Regions from separate parts of the Homo sapiens genome. Here region 1 is linked to region 2. A link is a loop called in an ENCODE intact Hi-C map of the cell type or tissue named here. Cell type or tissue: IMR-90. All regions are shown on one strand. Each heading gives the region's core, and the rest is flanking DNA. Links, peaks and the distances in the headings are about the cores only.

Region 1 (4,394 bases), core at 210-4,209, 320 kb before region 2:
CCAGCACTTTGGGAGGCCGAAGCGGGTGGATCACCTGAGGTCAGGAGTTCAAGACCAGCCTGGCCAAGATGGTGAAACCCCATCTCTACTAAAAATACAAAAATTAGCCGGGCATGGTGGCGGGTGCCTGTAATCCCAGCTACTCGGGAGAGTCTGAGGCAGGAGAATCACTTGAACCTGGGAGGCGGAGGTTGCAGTGAGCTGAGATTGCACCACTGCACTCCAGCCTGGGTGACAAGAGTGAAACTCCGTCTCAAAATGAAAAAGAAAGAAAAGAAAACCCACTGTAGGTACAGGGATGTTGATTACAGCTTTTTTTTCCAGCAATAGACAAAAATTCTGGAATCAAATGTTACCTTTTAGGAGAATAATTAAATATATTGTGATACCTGAACTTGGATTATTAAATAATCATTAAAAACAATCAACATGAAAAATAATACAGCTTTATGTAAAAGCACATACCAAATAATATTAAGGGGGAAAAAAAAGGACAAAATGCTTTGTAATTCTAACCCAAAAGCCATATTTAAACGTTAATGTGGTTTGAAAGGGGCCGGGGAAGGCTATCAACCGTTTTCTGCCAAGGTAAAGTGGAGACAAAGCTATGGAGGGAGTCCAAAAAATTCAGTCACAGTAAACACAGGGTTGTGTTACTATGAGATTAATGAAATGAGCAAGCCCGGGCAGCCAGCAGGCCAGGAGCTCTGTGCATTCAGGAACCAATCACCAGCCAGGTCTTATCTTGATTTTATGTCATCGTGGGGTGCAATGTTGGAAGGTTTGACTGCAATGTTTTTTAAACTTCTTGCAAGGTAGCAATAAGGTGGTTGTCAGAGTGGTTTCTTCACTACCTCAAAACATACTTTTGGGGGACTGCCTCGGTCTGGAAAGGCAAGTGTCCTGGGTTTGAGTTGAGCTGTCCTAATCAGTCAAGCATCTAACATTTCACTGTCACTCGAGGGGATGGATACCCCATTCTCCCTGACATGATGATTACTCATTGCATGCTTGTATCAAAACATCTCACATACCCCATACATATATATACCTACTACGTACCTACAAAGTTTAATTTTTTTTTTTCTTTGAGACGGAGTCTTGCTCTGTCACCCAGGCTGGAGTGCAGTGGCGCGATCTCGGCTCACTGCAAGCTCTGCCTCCTGGGTTCATGCCATTCTCCTGCCTCAGCCTCCCGAGTAGCTGGGACTACAGGCGCCCGCCACCACGCCCGGCTAATTTTTTGTATTTTTAGTAGAGATGGGGTTTCACCGTTTTAGCCAGGATGGTCTCGATATCCCGACCTCGTGATCTGCCCACCTCGGCCTCCCAAAGTGCTGGGATTACAGACGTGAGCCACCGCGCCCGGCCAAAAGTTGAAAATTTAAAAAGAAAACTTCACTGTAGAAAAAGAACAAAGTGCTCCGGGGAGGTCATCACTCCCATTTGGCCCATGTTCCTCCATTCTGATTCATAACAGCCTGTCTTCATTTTTAGTGTCCTCAGTGACCCCACAACTGGGGCCAAAAATCAGTGCCTCCTTTCCTTGTTTGTTGTCACTTACAGTTGTCCTAGGAAACATAAGTGCTAATCATACACAGCCCCAGAAGAGCAGACCTTGTTCAGACACATAAGAAGTCTTCATTCTCCACCCTCAATGTCCTCAATCTTAGTGTGTCTCTCCATTTCATATGTCATAAATAATGCTCTCAAGCCCTTAGTTATGACCTCAACACAGCTGAAAAGCAGCTCAACTAATCATCTAGGGGGTGTGGGAGAGGGAGCGTGGTGAGAGGTGGGAAAGGACAGCTGGGTGGGGCCTATTGGATTGGCAGTGTAACCCACTGATCCTGGCCAGGGCCCCTGTTTCTTCTTAGCCTCAATATCCTCCTCTGTAAAATAAGGGAGGGAAAACATACCAGATGATCTCTAATGCTCCTTGCTCCTTTTTGTACCAATTCTTTGAGATTTGATTAGTTTTTCAGACAAGAGCAGAGGTGAATTCTTTGAGTCAAAGTCACTCAAATGGTCTTTGACTTTTAGCCCTAAACTTAAACCAACAGCCTTTTCCTCCGAAAATGCATACTGCATATAATGGGTAAATTTTTTTTTTAAACTACCTTATTGATAACTTACATAACATAAAATTCACACTTTTAAAGTGTACAATTCAGTGATATTTAGTATATTCACAAAGCTGTGCAACCATCACCACTATCTAAGTCCAAAATCTATTCTTTACCCCAAAAAGAAGCCCTGTACCATTAGCAGCCATTCCTCATTCCCGTCAGCCCCTGGCAATGACTAATCCACTTTTTATCTTCATGTATTTGCCTATTCTAGACACTTCACAAAAAGTAGAATCATGGCCAGGCATGGTGACTCATGCCTCTAATCCCAGCACTTTGGGAGGCCAAGGCAGGTGGATCACCTGAGGTCAGGAGTTCGAGACCAGCCTAGCCAACATGGCAAAACCCCGTCTCTACTAAAAATACAAAAATTAGCCAGGCATGGTGACGAGCGCCTATAGTCCTAGCTACTCGGGAGGCTGAGGCAGGAGAATCGCTTGAACCCGGGAGGTGGAGGTGACAGTGAGCCAAGATCGTGCCATTGCACTCCAGCCAGGGCGACAGAATGAGACTCCATCTCAAAAAAAGAAAAAAAAGTTGGCCGAGCACAGTGGCTCACGCCTGTAATTCCAGCACTTTGGGAGGCCAAGGCAGGCAGATCACGAGGTCAGGAGATAGTGACCATCCTGGCTAAAACGGTGAAACCCCATCTCTACTAAAAATACAAAAAAAATTAGCCGGGCGTGGTGGCGGGCACCCACAGTCCCAGCTACTTGGGAGGCTGAGGCAGGAGAATGGTGTGAACCTAGGAGGTGGAGCTTGCATTGAGCCGAGATAGCACCACCGCACTCCAGCCTGGGCAACAGAGCAAGACTCCATCTCAAAAAAAAAAAAGAAAACGTGGAATCATATAGTATATGACCTGCTATGCCTGGCTTCTTTCACTTAGCCTAATGTTTTCAAGATTCCTCCATGCTGTACCATGAATCAGTATTTTGTTCATTCTTACAGTTGAATAGTATTCCATTGTTTGGATATACAACATTTTGTTTATACATGCATTAGTTGGATATTTTGTGTTGTTTCTGTTTTGGAGCTGCTATAAACAGCACTGGTATGAACATTAGCATACAACTATTTTCGTGTGCACGTGTTTTTAACTCTCCTGAAGTGGAATTGCTGGGTCATATGCTAAATCTATGTTTAACATTTTGAGGAACTGCCAAACCTTTTTCCAATGTGGCAGGCACCACTTACAAATCCCACAAGCAATGGATGAGGGCTGTACTTTATCCACAGCTTTACCAACACTTGTTTTTGTCAGTCTCTGAGCCATCGTAGTGGCTATGACATGGTAGCTCACTAAGGTTCTGATCTGCATTTCCTTAATAGTTAATGATGTTGACAATCTTTTTGTGTACTTATTGGCCATTTGTCTATCTTCTTTGGAACAATGTCTACTTACAAGGTTTCTTTGTGAGGTGATAAAAATGTTCAAAAATTAGAATAGGGTAAAAGTTGCTTAACTCTGTAAATATATTCAAAACTATTGAATTGTACACATTAAATGTGTTAACTTTATGGCATATAAAATATATCTCCATAAAGCTGTTTTTAAAAAGTTAGCGTGTGTAACAGTCACAGGGGAGGGTGGGGAGACGCCTTTTAAAAGTGCAGATTCGGCCAGGCACGGTGGCTCACACCTGTAATCCCAGCACTCTGGGAAGCCAAGGCGGGCAGATCACAAGGTCAGGAGATCAAGACCATCCTGGCTAACACAGTGAAACCCCATCTCGACTAAAAAATACAAAAAATTAGCCAGGCGTGGTGGCGGGCTCCTGTAGTCCCAGCTACTCGGGAGGCTGAGGCAGGAGGATGGTGTGAACCCAGGAGGCAGAGCTTGCAGTGAGCAGAGATCGTGCCACTGCACTCCAGCCTGGGCAACAGAGTGAGACTTCGTCTCACAAAAAAAAAAAAAAAAAAAAAAAATGGGGGAGATTCCTGGCTGGGCACAGTGGCTCACACCTGTAATCCCAGCACCTTGGGAGGGCAAGACAGGTGGATTGCTTGAGCTCAGCAGTTCAAGACCAGCCTGGGCAACATGGGGAAACCCCATCTCTACAAAAATAGAAAAATTAGCCCAGTGTGGTGGCACATGCCTGCAGTCCCAGCTACTTGGGAGGCTGAGGTGGGAGGATGGCTTGAGCCTGGGAGGTGGAGGTTGCAGTGAGCCAATATAGCACCACTGCACTCCAGCCTAGGCAACACAGTGAGACTGTGCTTCAAAAACAAAGCGCATATTCCTAAATATACCAAGAGCAGACA
Region 2 (4,394 bases), core at 67-4,066:
TCACTGAATCCTAGATTTGCTGCTTCATCATTCCATGAATATTTCTTGTGTCCGTACTGTGTGCCAGACACTGTTCCAGCCCTTGGGGGATCCAGCAGGGAACACAATAGGCAGAAACCCCTGTGTTTGCCTTCCCCTATAGTTGGGGAAACAGACAAAAAAAAAGTAAATTACATAGCAGGTTAGAAGCTGACAAGCAGGAGAGGGGGATGAGACGTATGGGAAAGGGGATGGCTGCCATTTAAAATAGGGTGGCCAGGGAAAGTCTCATTGAGAAGGTGATATTTGAGCATAATCTTCCTAGATATAAAATGTTGAGGCAAATTCCTTAACCCTCTGACTTTTGTAAAATAACAATAGCAATACTACTACTAATAGGTAGGTCTATTTATTTTTTTATTTTTTATTTTTTTGAGATGGAGTTTCACTCTTATTGCCCAGGCTGGAATGCAATGGCACAATCTTGGTTCACTGCAACCTCTGCCTCCTGGGTTCAAGGGGTTCTTCTCTTTCAGCCTCCCAAGTAGCTGGGACTACAGGCATGCGCCACCACACCTGGCTAATTTTTTTGTATTTAGTAGAGATGGGGTTTCACCATGTTGGTCAGGCTGGTCACGAACTCCTGTCCTCAGGTAATCCACCCGCCTCAGCTTCCCAAAGTGCTGGAATTACAGGTATGAGCCACCACGCCCAGCGGTAGATCTATTTAGGGTGCTTATTCTGTACCCTCCTAAGTTCATTAATACATTAACTCATTTAATCCTCTTGTCCCATGAGACGGGTGCTTTTTATATTATTAACCCCATTTTACAGAGTAGAAAATGGAGGCAGAGAAAAGTGAAGTAAATTTGTCTGAGGCCACACAGTTAATAACCCAGGCAGGCAGGTTGACTCCAGAGCCCGCCCCTTTCCCTGGCACCCCTTAGAGGGGCAGTCCTGAACAGAAAGTCTCCTAGATCCCACCCAGTTTCAAAGAGGAAACGCATATCAGAACATCTACAGGACACATTTCCAGGCTGAGCTGAGCTCGTGATTTGAGGTTGATCTTGGTGCTGCCACGTTTCTCCAGTGTTGAGTGGCTAAATGCTATCCAAACATCCACTGTTTACAAGCATCACACTGGACACTGCAGAATATACAGAGAATATGGCTGCAGATGTCCTAAGAAATGGATCTTTGCTTTGGAGAGAAACCCATTAAAAAGGGAGGCAGAAAGAGACACTACCAAGAGGCTGCACAGCCGATTTCCAAGGTCAGAGGGGAGCAGGCCCTGGGTAGTGGATGTCTTGACAAAACATGCTCAAAGGCTTAAGTGGGGATCTTGCCTGAAGGTAGGATATGACTTTGAAGGGAGTCGAGGAGAAGGCGTTGCCCAGGTAGGACAGGGATGGCACAGGTACAGGGATGGCACAGGTACAGGGGTGGAGTGAGTGGGGACAGTGTAAGGCACATTAGAATGGTGAGCTTGTTCATCAAAACTAACCTATTCTGCAGTCTGTTTCCCAGAGGTGTTGAGATTAATAAGTAAGAAGCTGCTACCAGATCCTGATAACCTGTTCTGATAGGGGATTAATAGCTGAGTATAATAAAAACCAGCAGCAAATCTGAAAGGAATTTCCAGTTGGCTTTGGAATGCAGCTGAGTTGACTTCCTGATTACATTCCTTCCCTGGGCGCGTGTCACCTTGGGCAGGGTGGATAGCCACAGTAGACAGTAAGAAAAGTCCACTTATGTGGTAGCGAAGGAAGAGCCTGGAAGACTGAGGCGCGGGGTGGGTTCTGTCAGCCTCTGTTATTTACACTGAGTGTGCGGCCTTGGGCACAGTGGCTCTTTATCGCAGTTTCCCCATTCTGTAAATGGAGGATATATGCCCGTTCCCCAGTGGTTTTTGGATCAAGTGCACTAGCTCTGCCAGGCCTCCTAGGAGAATGTTATTGCTTCTGCGTGTCTGTCTCCCAGGTTCTGAGTGCTTCTTGTCTAAAAGCTCCCACATGAGAACTTCTCTGGAGGCTGGCCTTTGGGCTACTGGAGCTTCTTCTCCCACAAGCAAAGATCTGGAACATTCTGGGAATTCATGAGCCCATCCTGGCCCCAGTGGCCTGTAGCTAATGACAGTTCCCTTCCCCGCCGGGGGATAAACCGTAAGCTGTAATTTATACTCCTGGGTCCCCTTTAGGGTCTGCTGAGGCTGGGATTGCACCTGAACGCATACCTGTGCTGGGTCTCTTCCCACTTCCCTCTCCTGTTTCCCCCGTTCCCTTGCTGGTTTCTTGTGGGAGTACTTCCATTGTAAGTCACTGGCACATGAATCTTCTTCCTAGGCTGTTTCTGGGGAACCCAACCTAAAAGTATAGGAAAGCTTTTGAAAACTTGCAAGTAAAACATACACTTCTAAGGAACTACCATATGGAGCAATTGCAGGACTGACTGTACGAATATTACATCTCTGAATTACTAGGTTCAGGATGGAACAAGAGGTCAAAAGGTGCCCCAAAGCCAGTTGTTCCATGACATCCTCTGTGCACTCAGCCTCTGTGACCACCACACCCCAACTTTGTGTGTGCCTCCTGTCCCCACGTCAACTGGGAGCTGCGATTAATCTTCCGGGGCCTCTGGGGCCTCCACGGAGCTCCATCTGTTCAGCCTGCACCGCTTTCCACCCAGGGGTCGCCAGCTTATTCCCACTGCGCTCCCCATGTGACCTTTCTCAGGGCTCTAGGAGAGAGGGAGAATCCCAAGTACAGGACACCGGCCCACGCTGGATTCATCTGAGGGCTGTGTGAGGAAGACACTTGCTTTTGGAAATTGTCAAGGGGACAAATCATGAACCCAGATTTTTGATCAACAAAATTTAAATAGAAACAAAGGCTCTTCATTATACCACCAGATTTAGGACTTTTAAGAAGAAATACACACCTGCTTCAGCAACAGGCCCTCAAAATTCAGTCTTGTTTTGGTATCTGCTGTGGCTAATGAGTTTCCATATTTCCATGACACCCATGTGAGCCTGGGGACAGGATGAACCCACCAGCATGTTCAAATTTTCAGTGTTCATCTTCCTCATTTAGTGGGTACGTTTCAACTCTCTTTCAAAACTAGGTCACTTTAAAGACATTAGTAGATAATCAAACTTACATCATGAAACCCAGCATTGCTTTTCGTTTCTTTCTTTCCTTTTTTTTTTTTTTTTCGGAGTTTTGCTCTTGTTGCCCAAGCTGGAGTGCAGCAGCATGATCTTGGCTCACTGCAACCTCCGCCTCCTGGGTTAAAGTGCTTCTCCTGCCTCAGCCTCCCAAGTGGCTGGGATTATAGGCACCTGCCACCATGCCCGGCTAATTTTTGTACTTTTAGTAGAGATGGGGTTTTGCCACATTGGCCAAACTGGTCTTGAACTCCTGACCTCAAGTGATCCACCCGCCTCCGCCTTCCAAAGTGCTGGGATTACAGGCATGAGCCACCACGCCTGGCCCAGCCTTGCTTTTCTAATGGCCAAATCCTCACATCCTGTTCCATCGATTCTCATGCCTGTGTTTGCATGTGTGTGTATGCACAGTACTCCTGTGAATCACGTGTGCCCAGCCTGGCCCCTTCATTTCCGTAAGACAGGGTACCCTTACTCTGAAACTGGGCCCACCCAAAGGCTGTGGGGTGATGGGAGGTGGGGAAGAGGGTTGGTGGGTGTGATGGTTCATACTGAGTGTCAGCTTGATTGGATTGAAGGATACAAAGTATTGATCCTGGGTGTGTCTGTGAGGGTATTGCCAAAGGAGATTAACATTTGAGTCAGTTGGCTGGGAAAGGCAGACCCACCCTTAATCTGGGTGGGCTCAAGCTAATCAGCTGCCAGTGCAGCTAGAATACAAGCAGGCAGAAAAATGTGAAAAGAGAGACTGGCCTGGCCTCCCAGCCTACATCATTCTCCCATGCTGGATGCTTCCTGCCCTCGAACACTGGACTCCAAGTTCTTCAGTTTTGGAATTCGGACTGGCTCTCTTTGCTCCTCAGCCTGCAGGCAGCCTATTGTGGGACCTTGTGATCATGTGAGTTAATACTTAATAAACTCCCATATATATATATATATAATATGGGAGTTTTATATATATATAATATATATTATTTATACTATATATTATATATTATATAATATATATTATATATTATTTATACAATATATAATATATATTATATAATATATAATATCTATTATTTATACTATATATAATATATATTATATATTATATAATATATATTATTTATACTATATATAATATATAATATAATATATATTATATTATAATTATAATATAATATATATTATATATATATACAGTGGGAGTGGGAGGTGGGAGGGAGACCTAGTTGAGACTGGGAGGGAAGCCAGAGAGAGGTTTAGT

Evidence for each region. Hi-C counts contacts between places; a loop is a spot of excess contacts. Peaks named below come from ENCODE experiments on the same cell type or tissue, not always from the same donor. Only the 100,000 strongest peaks of a DNase experiment are listed, where the experiment ranks them.
Region 1: it touches region 2 in a loop (4-fold over the local background); 1 of 110 quality-filtered maps calls a loop at or near these places.

The regions. Positions count from the first base shown.
Region 1 is chr10:114,262,993-114,267,386 of GRCh38, reverse strand. All of the region lies in intron 5 of VWA2 (von Willebrand factor A domain containing 2), which reads right to left. Among named protein-coding and RNA genes, the nearest start is that of VWA2, 26 kb to the right of the region's middle. RefSeq lists a silencer at 2,230-2,430. In IMR-90, for the core only: no CTCF peak of the experiment used is centred there; no DNase peak of the experiment used is centred there.
Region 2 is chr10:113,942,512-113,946,905 of GRCh38, reverse strand. No RefSeq gene overlaps it. Among named protein-coding and RNA genes, the nearest start is that of NHLRC2, 90 kb to the right of the region's middle. In IMR-90, for the core only: no CTCF peak of the experiment used is centred there; a DNase peak (open chromatin) is centred at 1,675.